Regions from separate parts of the Mus musculus genome. Here region 2 is linked to region 1. The links are chromatin loops, found by intact Hi-C in ENCODE. Cell type or tissue: left cerebral cortex. All regions are shown on one strand.

Evidence for each region. Hi-C counts contacts between places; a loop is a spot of excess contacts. Peaks named below come from ENCODE experiments on the same cell type or tissue, not always from the same donor. Only the 100,000 strongest peaks of a DNase experiment are listed, where the experiment ranks them.
Region 2: it touches region 1 in a loop (3-fold over the local background); 3 of 42 quality-filtered maps call a loop at or near these places.

Annotation. Positions count from the first base shown.
Region 1 is chr6:97,024,460-97,032,459 of GRCm38, forward strand. All of the region lies in intron 1 of Tafa4 (TAFA chemokine like family member 4), which reads right to left. Among named protein-coding and RNA genes, the nearest start is that of Tafa4, 32 kb to the right of the region's middle. In left cerebral cortex, a CTCF peak has its summit at 3,042 (motif pointing left); a DNase peak (open chromatin) is centred at 2,932.
Region 2 is chr6:95,226,389-95,234,388 of GRCm38, forward strand. No RefSeq gene overlaps it. Among named protein-coding and RNA genes, the nearest start is that of AY512915, 100 kb to the right of the region's middle. In left cerebral cortex, no CTCF peak of the experiment used is centred here; a DNase peak (open chromatin) is centred at 3,689.

The DNA of each region.
Region 1 (8,000 bases):
AAAACAAACAAATGAATGACTGAGCATTCACTCCAAATTAGGGCTTATGTCTGCCTCCTTGTGGCATGGAAAGGACAAGAGACTTGACCAAAGTCACTCGGCTAGGACACACATGAGCTAAGATTCCCATTCTAGCCGCCTGGCACAGAGATGCCAAATGTCTGAAATCTACTAGACTATAAACTCACCAACACATTCCCAAAACGCGTGCAGCTCTTCCCACATGTTTAAAGTCCACTGAAAATCAAGCCAGGTTTCCTTGGCCCCTGAAGACACTGAACCACAACCTCTGGGACTCGGTCTGCAGTCCCTGGCTTAGGTTCACAAGGGTTTACTCGGATCTCAACATATTAGTTCTGCTTTGTCTTAAACGGCTGCTGGAAGACAGTGAGTCGGGGCTCTGATATGCAACAGATTCAACGAAAGGTGCCCAGCTCCACAACACAAATGAAGGTAAAACCTGCAAGAATTACACAATCTGTGTCACCATTTCATCAAACTTACAAGAGCCGCTGGCTGCACTTCTGATCAGAACGCTACATCAGTTCAGTGGAAATACACCAGAGCTGAATGGTATGTAAGGAGACGACTGAATGACTTCTGTTGGCCTCTGTGAAGAGATCCAACACCAGAACTAGAATAAATAAGTAGCTAATGAGGCTTTCTCTTCTGTGCGTGCACTTATATTCATTACCTGCTACGGTCTCATCCCGAAGCATTTTCACATGAATCTGGCAAGGCAGAATCTCGCTTAGTTACAAGACATCCATTTGAGCCGCCTCTCCTGCTGGCCACTGGTGGGGAACGTCTCCAAGGGCCTCTTGCATCAGCACCAGAGTGGTGAGGACACAGTCATTAGCTGTTTACAGAATCACCACAAGGTCCGCTCTGACCTCCAAGGATGGCATCTACTGGGATGGCCAGGTGGCTTCTACTCACAGCCCTTGGGTACCAGGTGCGAGGCGGAACAGTGCTAACCACTGTTGTTAAGAGGCAAGTTGCTGTGGAGTCTCCCAGTGTGATAAATCACCTTTCTGCTCTTGTTCCTGCTCAAGACAGAAGATGATGGGGTGGAAAAATATTTTATAAATGCCTCGGTTTGGGGAGCCCAAAGGGATCTTATGAGTGAAGGAGGGGCAGAGGGGAGACAGTCTTGTGAGTAACTACTAGACACTGTCTCTGGAAGGGAATCTGCCTACACAGAAGGACCCATCAGGCCTCCAGACAGAAACAAGGAAGGATGTTTCTATTTTCAGATGCTCAAAAAAAAAACAAAACAAAAACAAAAACAAAAACCAACAAGTGCATTGGATGTCTTTGCTGATTTGCCCCCAGCTTTTCCACCTAAGAATACATGGCCAGTGGAACCCTTTCTCTGGCAAATTTATTCTGAAAGGAAACAGGAATTAATGACCTCCTTAGGCCGAAGCATGTGCTGATGAAAGCTACAGATCATCAGTGACTTTGACCAGTGTGTTACAAATGGTGCTTCATGGCTGAAGCCTCCACCAGCCTCTCGTTTATGATTATCACACGATGCGTGGAATTACTTCGCCATTAGAGTATGGGCATCGGCTACATTAAAATAGCCTGCTTTTCTGCCAATATGTGGTAGAGGCATGCCACAAATTGCCTTTTTATGGCTTCCTTAAAAACATCAATGAAGAATTTACTACTGGATCATTTTACAACATACTCAAGTACATTGTAAATGAGCCATTAAAGACAATAACCGTGTCTATTAAAAATTAAAGAATTTTATAAATGGCATTTTAATTTCATATGTTATCAATACCTTCTGTTCTGAATGATGGGGTAGAGTTCTTGAAGAAGGCTCTTCTAATTGGAGCTGAATTAAATTAATTAACTATACATGCCATGTCCCTTGTATGGCTTGTGCTCTGATTTTAAGACCTGAGAAATTTCTAACTATGCCACTTCTTCATTTCCATCAGGTGGTATTCCTGTCTAAAGGAGATGGGATCAAACCCTTTTCATCACTGAGAAAGCACCATTTTAGCCTTCAGGTGACCATGAGAAGCACAGAGCAGTTATCCTAAACAAGGATGCTGCAGTTGGAGCCAGAACACATGAAAAAGAGGAATCTGGTGAGGTACATAAAATAAAATGATCTCACAAAATCCAGTGTCAACCAGCACAGCTGCACGGCTTGTCATTCAAGCGAAATTAGCCAGGTCTGGGGCTGAGCAAATATGACCGGCGATGCCAGTGTAGCCATAAATCTCTTAAGGCCCAATTATCCTCACTGTAGAGGCTTGATTCCTTTTAATTAGACTAGTCTTTAATTGGAAATGTTCCTCTCATTTTTCAAATAACCAAAACAGAGTGACAAAGGTCTTTAGCTACCATCATGAAAGACCAGCATACCATGCATGTGGCCCGTGAGCCACCAAGCTCTGAACTTAATCCAGAAACTGCTTGGTATGATATGATCTCACCTCCATGTCAGGAATATTCACAACACCGAAGGAAGGTTCATAGCACCTTTAACAGTACCTCTGCTGCTGTAATCCTTCCCAGGGGTGGCTGGCAAACTGCTGACAAAACTATTATGTGACCTTCCAGGACAGAAGGATATGCTGTCCGTGCCCCTCACCCCCAAATCCCAATCTCTAGGATGCTGCCATGTAGCCTGCCATGCCAGGCTTTAAATATGCATTGGTTAATCAGGTAGCCCTTCCCACAAAAAAATGAACAGCACGTGACCAGGCTTCTCCAGATTCCTGTCAATTAGAATTTGACTAAGAGTCCAGTCAAGTGCCTTCCAGTCTTAGCGACTGATTGCACAGAGCATCGTCTAAGGGCAGTACACTGGGATTCCCTTTCAAAGACATCCTTGGACAGACCCTCATACTAAATTGCAGCATAGCTGGATAGCATAGCAAGACAAAGCCCATTGCAGACAATATTGGCCACTTTAATCCATTACCGGGATAAATGCTTCTTAGAGGCTTAATCTAAACCTCCATTACATTTTCAACTTTAAAATTACCTTTTGTTAGACAGGAGAGCCCTCTTGTGGACAAAGAAAGGAATTCTATTGCCTGCTAATGTTAACTGCCAATCTGAACTGTTATCATAATACACTTTAGTGTTTAATAAATCCATGCTTAAAAAACAGAATACAAATCATCCTTAAATAATATATGATATAATTTAAATAGCAATACCACAGAAAATAAACTCGCTACTTTTAAAAAGTCAAATCAATAAGCAATAGCTTATAAATAAAATGGCAATTACGTCTACCAAATTTCTACCCATATTAAACACGAGTGTCACATCATGCCATCTTTTCTGCTTCTCCATGGTACCTTTAAAACACAATCTCAGCGACAGTCTATCAAGGGTCCTAGGCTACTTAAGGATGCTCAAAATACCCGTATGTACTGACAATTCAAACGATAACAGCATGTTGCTCAGTAGGTCCCATAGGAATGTCTGCGTTTCTCTGAGGTTCTAACTGCCTCTAAGCATTCAGACTTTGGGTAACTTGATAAAGATCCTGCCAGTGTCACCCTTGAGGTGTATAGTGGCATTAGATTTGATTCACACATTGTGCAAGGACATGCTAGTAAGATTAGGAACAAAACTGCTTCCTGACTCCCCAGGAGTGACTATCTAACTGGAGACCACACACCTGCATGGAGCAGCTGAGGGAATAGTCCATTAAAGTAGTGGCATCTTTGGGGATAGTGAAAATTAAGCCCTGGACCTTGAAAAGATCAGCCAGGGCCCCCCAGAGATCCAGAAAAGAGGACAAGAAGAAAGATGGCAGCAAAGGAAGAGCTGGGAAGCCACAGGGCTTCCCGGGAGCGGATGAAGGGGTGTTAAAGTTGGCAAAGCAATTGGTGAAGGATATATTCAAGTCACATGGGCATCTGCGGCTCAGCTGTGTGGTCAACAGGTCACTTCTACAGGAGTCCCTTCACAAGCATGTCTGAGGAGCTCTTCTTATAAGAACCTGTGCCCTGTGCATAGAAGGAGAGACTTGCTCCCAGGAGTCCTGCGGCTTGTATCCCGGCACAAGGAAACAGACACCATGGTAAACAAGCTGAGTAAGGTCACTGTGGACTGGGAGAATTGCAGAGAAATGGGGATTGTGGTGGGACTGGGCCTGGTAGAAAGAGGCTGCTGGGACTTGACACTCTGGGATGGCCTGGCATCTCTAAGAAGGTACCTCAACATCAGGATGGACATGCGACCAAAGGAGGGAGGAAAAGGCAGTGGCTACAGTTAGTTCAGGAGCACCCAGGAATCCAGAGCAGAGGGAGCAAAGGCACAGAAGGAAAAGGCACATGGAAAGACACATGAATGTACATGGGAAGGGTACATGGGAAGGCACATGAGTGTACATGGGAAGGATACATGGGAGCTCAGGTAGCCCAGGCTGGCCTCAAACTCACTAGGTAGCCAAAGGTGACCCTGAACTCTGATCCTCCTGCCTCCACCTCCTGAGTACTGGGATTACAGGTGAGTACCTCCATATCCAGTCTGTGGGGTGCTGAGGGTCAAACCCAGGGCTTCGTTTAGTCTAGACAAGCAGTCTAACAAGTGACCAATAGTTCGGTTCCAAATGCGAAACGGGAGTATGAAATAGGAGAGAAATAGAAAGTGATTTAGTGTATGGATGGAGTTTATGGGTCAGAAATGGAATGAGTACTTAGGTGACTGGAGAAGCTGAGCCTCACTATTGGTTTGCCCCCCACCTCCCCATGGTCCTATCCCCCAACCTTTTATTAACTCTCTCTGGGACCACAATTTGTCTCACGGTATATCAGCAGACCTACCTATGACCTCAAGACATGAAGCCCACTGCCACCTGGCTGATTTTTAGATACACATTAAGATCTCAACAGAGGAACAAGAGGATGCATTTATTTGGCCAACTGTTTGAGCAGAGGGTACCAATGAATCAAGGTCTCCATGCTAGAGTCCTCTTATATACCTGCTCAATACCTCGGTCCCTCAAAGCAGGGGCAAACTAGCAAAATGCCCACAGGCTCAAGCCCTGAGTCAGGGTGCCAGAAAATGGTTTTTATCCTAGGGATATTTTCTTTTCTATAACAGAGTCTTGTTTCCCTTCACTTTTGTTACTAGGAAGCTCAGAGCCAGTTTTACAAAACATTTCCAAATGACAAAGACCGCTGCAAAAGCTATGCTGAACAGAAGATGCAGGCAATAGGTCCCACTGGACACAAGGATAGTGTCCTGGACAACTAGACTATGGCAAGGGACTGGGAGGAGTTGGAAGAAGGTAAATAAGGAATTGAAGAAGACCCAGTGCTTTTTGTGCAGAGAGCAAGAAGACGACACAATGGAACAGGAGACAGGGTGGACAGGGACCCCAAGGACACACGTTTGACAGCCCCAAGAGAGATCAATCTTGTCTAGCAGTAATCAATAACCAATCACTTTCTGTAAGATTAAGATCAACGCTTTGTGTATGATGCAGAAAAAAATGTTCACAGGCCCTAGAAAATACTGTGACCCCCTAGCTGATAGCTAGCTTCACACCTTGTTTAAGAAGAGGAGGGAAGGACTGGCGAGATGGCTGCGTGGGTAAGAGCACTGATTGCTCTTCTGAAGGTCCTGAGTTCAAATCCCAGCAACCACGTGGTGGCTTACAACCATCCCTAATGAGATCTGACATCCTTTTCTGGTGTGTCTGAAGACAGCTACAGTGTACTTAATAATAATAAATAAATCTTTAAAAAGGAGGAGGAGGAATCAAAGAATTCACCAATATGATAACAGAGCGACAGGTATAAGGGCCACTCACACACTGAACCATGTGGCATTTTGTCCTCAGAATAACAAACACTAGAAGGCAGCCATTTCTTGATCTTATGTTTGACTTTTTGTTTTCTTGAAATTCCTATTTAACAGAAGAGAAAAAAAAATTACATCCACCTATCAGACAAGGACCCCAAACAAGTAAGCAATAGACTTAGGTTTTCAAACAAGGATAGGGGTGCACCCCATGGGTTAGAAAGGGAGAGAAAAATAGAAAAGAGGTAAGAAGAAAGAAAAGAGGGTTGACACAGAACAGGAAGTGCTAGGCCAAGACCTTGGGAGTCAGTTCTGTGGAACACTCCAGAAGTCCAGCTTGGAACCCCTGGCTCCAACTGCAGTCCCTGAAAAAGATGGAGTTCTTGCAACTCTGGCTGCAATGATGGGGAAGACCCTCACGTGCCTCTAACTTTATGTATGCAACCTTTCTATACAGATGAACCACTCATCAGATACTGAGACAGTGGGGCCCTTGGCATTCTCAGAGTACCCCTTACGAAAGTCCCTCCTTGGGTGTGGCACCACTGGCTTAGGTCAAAGACTTGGGATCCATTCCTCTTATTCTCCATCTCAAAGGTGACCGTTCACGGGTTCTGCCAGATGGCCAAGTTTTTATCCAGAGACCCTTTCTTTGCTCTTGACCTAGTTCACAACTAAAATTTTACTGTAAACATCTGGGGCCCAGCAGGCTCATCAGAGGGGGCAGCAGTGTTGCCGTGGGGTTCAGCCACCCATGCAAATTCAGCCCAAGCCTAGTGACTCTCCTTGCTGGAACACGAGAGTTGGGACTGGGAGACAGCCTGTCATTGAGAACTAAGTTGTGGAGGAGAGAAGTATGCTTAGGAAGGCTGGGGAGCAGATTTCCTTCCCCCCCATGCAGGACAACAAAGAAACAGAGTTTGCAGAGACAAGACTGTCTCACATGCCCAAAAGCACGAAATGAAATGGGAGAGCAGGATCCAGGTCCCGTTCACAGACTTCCCTCGCTCTATCTGCACCCTTCCCTTCCACTCTATGGGAACTTCTTTAGCTAGTTCAAAAAGAAAAAACAAACAAATCCACCTTTGCTAGGCCTTGCTAGAGTAGGTGTGGGTGTTTCTAAATGAATGCATCCCCTTTGACAGACAGGGAAACTGAATCTCCCCCAGCACCGTCTCAAGGACACAAGGCTGAAGGGCAGAGATGGGAATTGTTTCCAAGCCTGTGGTACTCGAAGAACTCCGTCTATCCTCAGCAGCTGAACTTCACATAGAATTTAGAACTGAAGCTCATCGCATGCACGAGTCACAGGTCACATGCTCAAAGACATGAAGTAGTAAACACTCAATAGCCAAGCATACAACAATGGAGTTTGGATGAGATGAGTCAGGAGAGTGCCCTGTGAAATGTACCTGGACCACTAGGTGCTAGAATTCGCAACAGCGGGGGCCACTGCTGATTCCATAAGCAAGCAATGTCTGACTCTTCTCCAAGAGCCATCTACAAGTGGCTTCATTTCATCGTCCCCACACATTGAGAAGGGCCATCCCATTATCCCCATATTACAAAGGAGATTTGGACACAGCAATGCCATGGTTTGACGAGGATCAGCCATCAAGAGGAGTGGAGTTATAAACGCACACTCTAGCACCTACCTGCTTAACACTGAGAATATGACCTCCTTCGTATCCCAAAGTGTGTGTTCTATAATAGCTACAGTTACTGCTCCCTAACGGTAAGTAGGACTGGTTTCCAATACCTGAATTATTTCATGTCCCAACCACACATGCCAGAGAACTAGTTCTCAACTTTCCTAATGCTGTGACCCTTGAATACAGTTCATCATGTTGTGATTATTTTCATTTTCTACTTCATAACTGTAATTTTGCTACTGTCATGAATTCCAATGTAAATATCTGTGTTTTGCAATGGTCTTAGGGGACCCCTGTGAAAGAGATGCTCAACCTCCAAAGGTTGAGAACCTCTGCTCTAGTAAGCGCTGTCTTCTGGCTTTCTGCCTCTGTTATTTTCCATCTGTGTGCATTTGTCTTTGAATAGGAGCCTGAGAAGCAACTGTAAACTTGCTGAACATTCATGCGCTGCATGTGTATGAACATTCATACACAGACAAGAGGCTGACTTGTTCATCCCAAACACCATGCATGGGACAGCAACCAGCAAACCGATCTTGCCAGAGAAAACCTGAC
Region 2 (8,000 bases), 1.8 Mb before region 1:
GTGACCACACCTCCTCCTCCAGAACTATACCTTGTAGTACTTCCTAAATAGTCCACCCCTTGGGAATCAAACACTGGTCTGTGAGCTTATGGGGACCAGGAGCATTCACATCCAAACCACCACATTGCCCAGCTCTAAGCATGACTCAAAGTGAGCAAATCTTATCCCCTCATGGCAGAACAAGGCACACACTTTTCAGCAAATATCCACAAATACAGAATTTGGTGCAAACAATGTGGCATCTGTGTCTCTCCTGGGCACATGGGAAAGCCATTCCTCTTTTTTCCTGTAGGAAGCATAGCTATGAGTCAGAGCATTCAGCTAGCCCCACTGCAGCCTCCAGTACCCAATCCCAGCCCCTCTGACCGAAGCAAGGCAGCACGCCTGACTACACAGTCTGAGACTTGAAGGTGAATTTCTTTGTGTCTGAATGTTATGTGTTTAAGTTCTCTTTCTCCCCCCTCTCTCTCTCACGAGAGAGGAAAAGAGAGAGAGAAGACACAGAAGTATAGAAAGATCATTTAATTATAAAAACTTAACAATGCCCCCCGTTTCTTGGAGAAATGAAATGTTTATTACTCTCTGATGGTATATAGTACCACTTCCCAAAGGAAAAAAATTGACTAATATGGGGGGAGTGCATGTAGCTCTTATTGTTACAAGAATTTACTCTGTTACCTCACAAAAGTTTGAAGACCCTTATGTGTCAAGGCAGTGACATTAAGAATGAGGGAGACAGGTCACTCTTCTTAGAGATGGAATTGGATCCTTGCACATAGCAGGTGCAGCAGTCCACAGGGTGTGCACACTGAGTGTTTACTCTGTGAGTGGACTATTTATGCCCTGTTATAGCAACCTTGGGAGAGGAATATGCTGGCACGGGGTGGTAGGTTAGAGAGCAAACAGGCCAGGTGCTTTGGTGGCTTTGGCACTTTGAGATCAGTTTTCTTTTAGTAGGTATAACTAGGATTTCAAATAAACCCTAGTAGGTAACATAGCCGTTTTAACAAACACTCTTGGGTACTGATTTTCTGGAAATGAATGAGTGTGATGGGGAAGAGTCTAGCCCTGAGCTATGTCGTCTTCAGCATTCCCCTTAGAGCGGCTTTGATGCAAACCTGAAGCGCTGAGCATCCAATGGGGGTGAGCCCATGTACCCAAACATGGGAGATCAATGTGAGTGCAAAGGGCAGTTAACAATGCCAAGCCATCCTCTTGGTTTCTGTCAGGTTCATTTCCAGCTGCTCCTCCTCACATTTTCTCCTATCAACCCCAGCTAACTGTAGCCCTAATGGTTTCCAACTCATTATTACCTCAAATCTTACCATGAAAATCCCCCCAAACAAAAAACCAAGACCTTTAAGCAGCATATTCAGTTGAGGAAATAAAAAGATAATTTTTTAAAATTATATTTTTGCAAGGTGAGGTTATAAACACTTCTTTCACTGGTGTGGCCACTTGTGCAATTTTGTTTAATTATAAACAATAAGTTGATTCTAGTTGTTATGGCAATACACACACACACACACACACACACACACACACACACACCCCACACACACACCACACAAAGGGGAAAGAGTTCTCTTTTAATTTTTTCTTGAAACAACCCAAAATATGAGCTCTAAGTATGTGAATTCCGAAGAAACTACTACTTGGATTTTTTCCGAATTGCTAGGCTTCAGGAGATGCCTGCCTACAGCTGTTTGAGCTTCATTAATCCCTCGGAGCTTAAATCAGAAAAGCAATGAGTGTTTAAAGGGAGGAGAAGACTCACTTTGCCCTCAGGACATCTCCCTTCCACTCCGCACATCTATTAATATGCAAGGCATGAAGCATTAAATGTCATGACCATGTCATATGCTAAAACCTAAGCACTATGCAATCAAAGTGTAGGATTCTTATGCCAACATATTTGGGCTAAAATATCTCATTAACCAGAATAAAAGGTCAAAACCAGATTTCTACCTTTTGCTTCCAATTCTCCACCAAAAATATGTGCAAAAAGGGGATGACACTCTAGACTTTTAACAGGGAATTTTCCCAGTTTTCTTCTAGAAAATAAAGTCCTCACTAGAAGATCTCAAATATATCAAACATCATTTCACTACATGTGAATAAAAACCTATAGCTTCATTTAGGGAAGGAAATCCATAAAATAAAATTGAGTGGAGGGGATTTTATTGTATCTTTTGTATAATTTAAATCACTACATTACCATTGTTCATTGTGTATATGCATGGGCACACACACATAGACACACACACACACACACACACACACACACACACAGAGAGAGAGAGAGAGAGAGAGAGAGAGAGAGAGAGAGAGAGAGCAGGCTACTGCACACATATGTATATCAGAGTACAGCCTTTGTAGCCTCAGTTCCCTCCTCTCAAGTTTGCACGAGGTGCAGTCAGCACCCTAAGGTCACCTTTACCCACCCACAAGCCGTCTCGATGGACTCCTGATAATTTGTTTATTGTCACCGTTTTTCATATTACCCCTCTGATCATCTTATCCCAAGCCTACCCTTAATAATAGAACTGAGGACGGATGCCAACCATTGATCACAACTTCATTCCCGAACAGAGCTCACTCTGTCATTGACAGCCCACTTGTATCCAATTCTGAAATGTTCTTGCAAATGGCTCTCAAATCTCTATTTCCTGCATCAATAAGAATGCAATTGACTCTAGTGACTTAGAGTTTGCATGAGAATTTGAACAAGACTACTTCTCCCAGGGATTTGTCAACAGTGTCTGAAACTGTCAGCAATTCCTTACACAATTCTCTGCCTGGTCAGACTGAATGTACACCCGCCTCTACTTCTCAACAGATTCAAGTTACCCTCCCTACCCCCACATAGCAACAAGATGACTACATAGGATTTTTTGTGTAAGCACCAGAGTAGCAGACTGAGTTAGTGGGCTAAATAAATACCTGGCCATTCCAGGTAAATTGCTGTAGAAGACAGGAATTTTGGATGAAATTCCTGTAACTTGCTATCTGTAATTCATCTGGTTCATTCTCCTTTCCCAGAAAATGCAGAGATAATTTGCTATTCAAATTTCACACCTGTAGTTGCCATTTTTTCTGTGTGCACAGCACACCTTCAAATCCAGCTCTGAGCAGCATGCCTCTCATTAGTGATGATTGTCAGCTATCGTTGGGTACAGTAGTGCAGGATTTCCTGGCTGTAGGAAATTAATGCGCAGTTTTGTGCTCTTTTCTTGGTCACCCTCACATCCTGTCTCCTTTCTACACTTACTTTAAATGGATACATGAAAGTCAAAATTGCATCTTTATGAGATCCACAAGGCAGCTCAACACACATATACAACACACAGCCAATCTTTTATGTAAAATCCTGATTGACTCACTGTTACACAGCAGAAGTGCGATCATACCTCTATCTTCCTAGAGTTTATGTTGAGATGGAGAGTAGAGGTAGTAGATCATTACACAAAATGTTCAGCTACACTAAGGTCATTTTAATACCAGAGGAAGACACAACAAAGAATAAATTTAAATGCCAGCACACACACTTTCTGCTTTTTAACAAGCTTGGGAGGAGAGAGACCAGTGTATTCTTTCCCTTTACCATCCAGTAACGGCTAAGCACACTGACAGCGCCAGCTGTGGACTCCAAAGTGAGTGGCATCTGGCCCAGCACGTGTGGGAGCAGGCTTGGCTCTCACACATGCCTCAAGACATCTGCCAGGACCTTGGGGACTTTTATGACGAGATCAGCAACTGGTATTCCATAAGCAGGAGCCCTCTGGGAATGCTCTGTAGCTTCGGGATGTCCCCAGAAGGATGGCTTTCACTCAGGGCCTTTATCGAAGCAGCGTTCACTAAGCCAGCGCTGTGTCCTTGTGACCAGTATGTCCTCCAGAGTAAAGTAGGAGACCACAGTTACATCCCTACTACTGCGGAGGGGGCTGTGGACATCAGGAGGAGGACAAAGGCACTTTTGAGAGCCAAGAAGAGAGAACTGAATTTACATGCATTTTTTTTGTCCTGGATTTGTCCATTAGTGTTTGTTCTGAAAAAGTAGACAGTCCATTTCATTGCCCTGGGCTCGATCTATAGGTACATGCGTCATTTAGATTGCCTCTGAGGAAGACAGGTTACCCACATGATCAAACACACCTGGGATCTGTGTAGTTTCTCTCATCATCCCCATAGATCCGGCATCTTAGGAAGACTATGTAGCCTCTCTCACCATGTTTATTCATCTATAAAATGGATATAAAAACAGGACCACTCCAGATCTATGCCACTGTTTTTTTTTTCCATTTTTTATTAGGTATTTAGCTCATTTACATTTCCAATGCTATACCAAAAGTCCCTCATATCCACCCACCCCCACTCCCCTGCCCACTCACTCCCCCTTTTTGGCCCTGGTGTTCCCCTGTACTGGGGCATATAAAGTTTGCAAGTCCAATGGGCCTCTCTTTCCAGTGATGGCCGACTAGGCCATCTTTGATATATATGCAGCTAGAGTCAAGAGCTCCGGGGTACTGGTTAGTTCATAATGTTGTTCCACCTATAGGGTTGCAGATTCCTTTAGCTCCTTGGCTACTTTCTCTAGCTCCTCCATTGGGAGCCCTATGATCCATCCATTAGCTGACTGTGAGCATCCACTTCTATGTTTGCTAGGCCCCGGCATAGTCTCACAAGAGACAGCTACATCTGGGTCCTTTCAATAAAATCTTGCTAGTGTATGCAATGGTGTCAGCGTTTGGATGCTGATTATGGGGTGGATCCCTGGATATGGCAGTCTCTACATGGTCCATCCTTTCATCTCAGCTCCAAACTTTGTCTCTGTAACTCCTTCCATGGGTGTTTTGTTCCCAAATCTAAGGAGGGGCATAGTGTCCACACTTCAGTCTTCATTCTTCTTGAGTTTCATGTGTTTAGCAAATTATATCTTATATCTTGGGTATCCTAGGTTTTGGGCTAATATCCACTTATCAGTGAGTACATATTGTGTGAGTTTCTTTGTGAATGTGTTACCTCACTCAGGATGATGCCCTCCAGGTCCATCCATTTGGCTAGGAATTTCATAAATTCATTCTTTTTAATAGCTGAGTAGTACTCCATTGTGTAGATGTACCACATTTTCTGTATCCATTCCTCTGTTGAGGGGCATCTAGGTTCTTTCCAGCTTCTGGCTATTATAAATAAGGCTGCTATGAACATAGTGGAGCATGTGTCCTTCTTACCAGTTGGGGCATCTTCTGGATATATGCCCAGGAGAGGTATTGCTGGATCCTCCGGTAGTACTATGTCCAATTTTCTGAGGAACCGCCAGACTGATTTCCAGAGTGGTTGTACAAGCCTGCACTCCCACCAACAATGGAGGAGTGTTCCTCTTTCTCCACATCCACGCCAGCATCTGCTGTCACCTGAATTTTTGATCTTAGCCATTCTGACTGGTGTGAGGTGGAATCTCAGGGTTGTTTTGATTTGCTATGCCACTGTTTTAAGAATAGAGCTAAATAAAGCAGGTAGGGGGCTTGTCATAGTGCCTAGATAAATCTTAAGTATCAACTTCCCCTTTAAAAGCCTTTTAAATGTGAATGTACACATTGATACACATGCATACGTACATGTGTTTTGCATGTGAGCAAGGATGAGTGGCTGTGGAGGCTTGAAGTTCCTCTATTTATTGACACAGGGTTTCATGCTGCACCTAGACCTCAGAGATTGCAGCTAATCTAGCTAGCCAGATGCCTTGGGTATCCTCTGCCCCTGTCTTCTGTGTGCTGGGTTATAGGCAGTTGCTGCGTCTGCCTGGATTTTATGCACATTCTGATCTTCATGCCTGCTGGCAAGTGTTTTTTCCACTGAGCCATCTCCCCAGCCTTCCTTTAATGTTAAAGGAAATATATACAATTGATTGCTTTGCTGAAGAACTAAATTAAGGTAAATGAGGGAATCACATACCGTTTCATGAAATGGGCCACCATATAATGACACTGAAAAATGTCATTTGCCATTTTTATTTTTATCTTGAGAGAGGAGTAGAAACTATGTGAATATGTGAATTCATGCAGGGGTGAATAAAAAGAATCGCTTATTCAGGGAGTATTGATGCAAAAGTGGCAATCTGCTAGTCCATTAGGGTGGAGATACAAGAACAATGTCACTTTCACCACTTAAAACATCTAGATTAGGTGGGGAAGAGAAATACTTACAGAATAATAATGGTTCCGTGAAATATGAATTAATGAGCTAGATTACAGGAGCCTTGGCAAGTGTGTTGGGGTACACCTTGAGATCTTATTGCCTGTCTACAGGGTTTAGAACTAAAGTAGATTAACCAAAGAAGGATTGAAAAGGACCCTTCAGTAGACAGTTTGGCTCATCAGAAAATCTCCTCATCAATAATTAGATGGCCATTCTTGCATGTGAATCTAAAGTTTTCTTCACTAACACATTCTACTATGAAAGCAGAGAGCACAAAATACTGTAAGAAATTACCTTATGTCTTACCACTAATAAAATATATTATTTAGGGAATATTGTCATTAATGTTTGTTGATTGATTTATTTGTTGACTAATAAAGTGTTTTAATGATGGGTGTGATCTGCAAGCAACTGAAGTACCCACTGCTTGGCAATGTTGAGGTGGAATTGTTTCCTCCTCAATCAGTGGTCTTGGTTATGAAATTTAGTTAATACCTTTTATCACACACACACACATACACATACGTTTATACAAATGTATATATACATACATGTGCGTGTGTGCATACACATGTGTGCATTTAGCTCAGTTAGGCCTTGAACTCACTATATACCTGAGTATGGCTTTGAACTTTTGACCCTCTTATTACCATTTCCTTAATGCTGGTATTACAAATATGAACCACCATGTTCAGCTTATGCAACCTCCAGGGGGTAGGGGTGGGGTTGAATCCAAGGCTTCATGTATGCTAGGCAAGCACTCTCCCATCTCTCCTTCCTTTATAATTTGAACGATAAAAATGATAGCTTCTAGATTTGACTCCACCATAAATTTCAGCTCAGATCCTGACAATTCCCGTAAGTGCAGTGACATTTGTTTCAGAACTCCTGATTACAAAATTCTAGGTCCCATCCTGGACAGGTATAACTGTTCCTGGTCTTCACTGCCCTGCTCCACCAAATACCCCAGAAATAACAATCTTTAAAGTACACCCAATGACTATTGCTCAGAACAGACTTTTCCCTTTAATTTATTCACAGCATCTGTGGCTTTAGCCTTCTCCAGACTAACTACATAGTTGATTCTCATGTACAATGTGAAAACCAGAAATTGCGTGTGCCTAATATGTCTCAGACAATGTTCCATGTCATTTCCATGGCTTTACTTAGTTAAGCCTTCCAGAGATCCACAAGGTGTGTATTTCTTCACTGTCATTATTCTGGTGAGTGTCAAGGCTCAGAGAGGTAAGGGACCTGCCCAAAGGAGCCTAGCCAGGAGGTGATGGGAGGTGGGTGAGAAGGAAGTCCTGGTCTGCTAATCACCACTCTACAAGGCTAGTAACTGATTAGTATACAAGAGCCAAATGTGGGTTGGCCATATTGCATAATAATAAATATTGCATATTGCATATTTCCCGGACTGCTGCAGGGTTTATGGAACAGTGTAACAAAGTTTAAAGGAACACACTCTAGGGTCAGACTGGCCAGCTTTGGATTCTTACTCTACCTCTTAATAATCATATGGCCCCAGAGAGTCGCTTAACCTAGTTCAACTCTGTTTCCTCCTGTTTGGGAAAAATGGAGTCTTCTTGCCAGGGTGTTTGTGAGAATTAACATGGTGAGATAGGGCATGCGTGCACTTAGGAAAGTGCCACATGTTCACTAATGACCGTAGAGCATTACAACAGCGGTATGTGGAACAGTTATTTATAACTGAGTGTTCAATGAAGTAAGGATAAGGCACTCCATTGTCCGGGAAAGACTGGGACATCAGTGGGTAAAGGCTCAGAGAGGAGCATAAG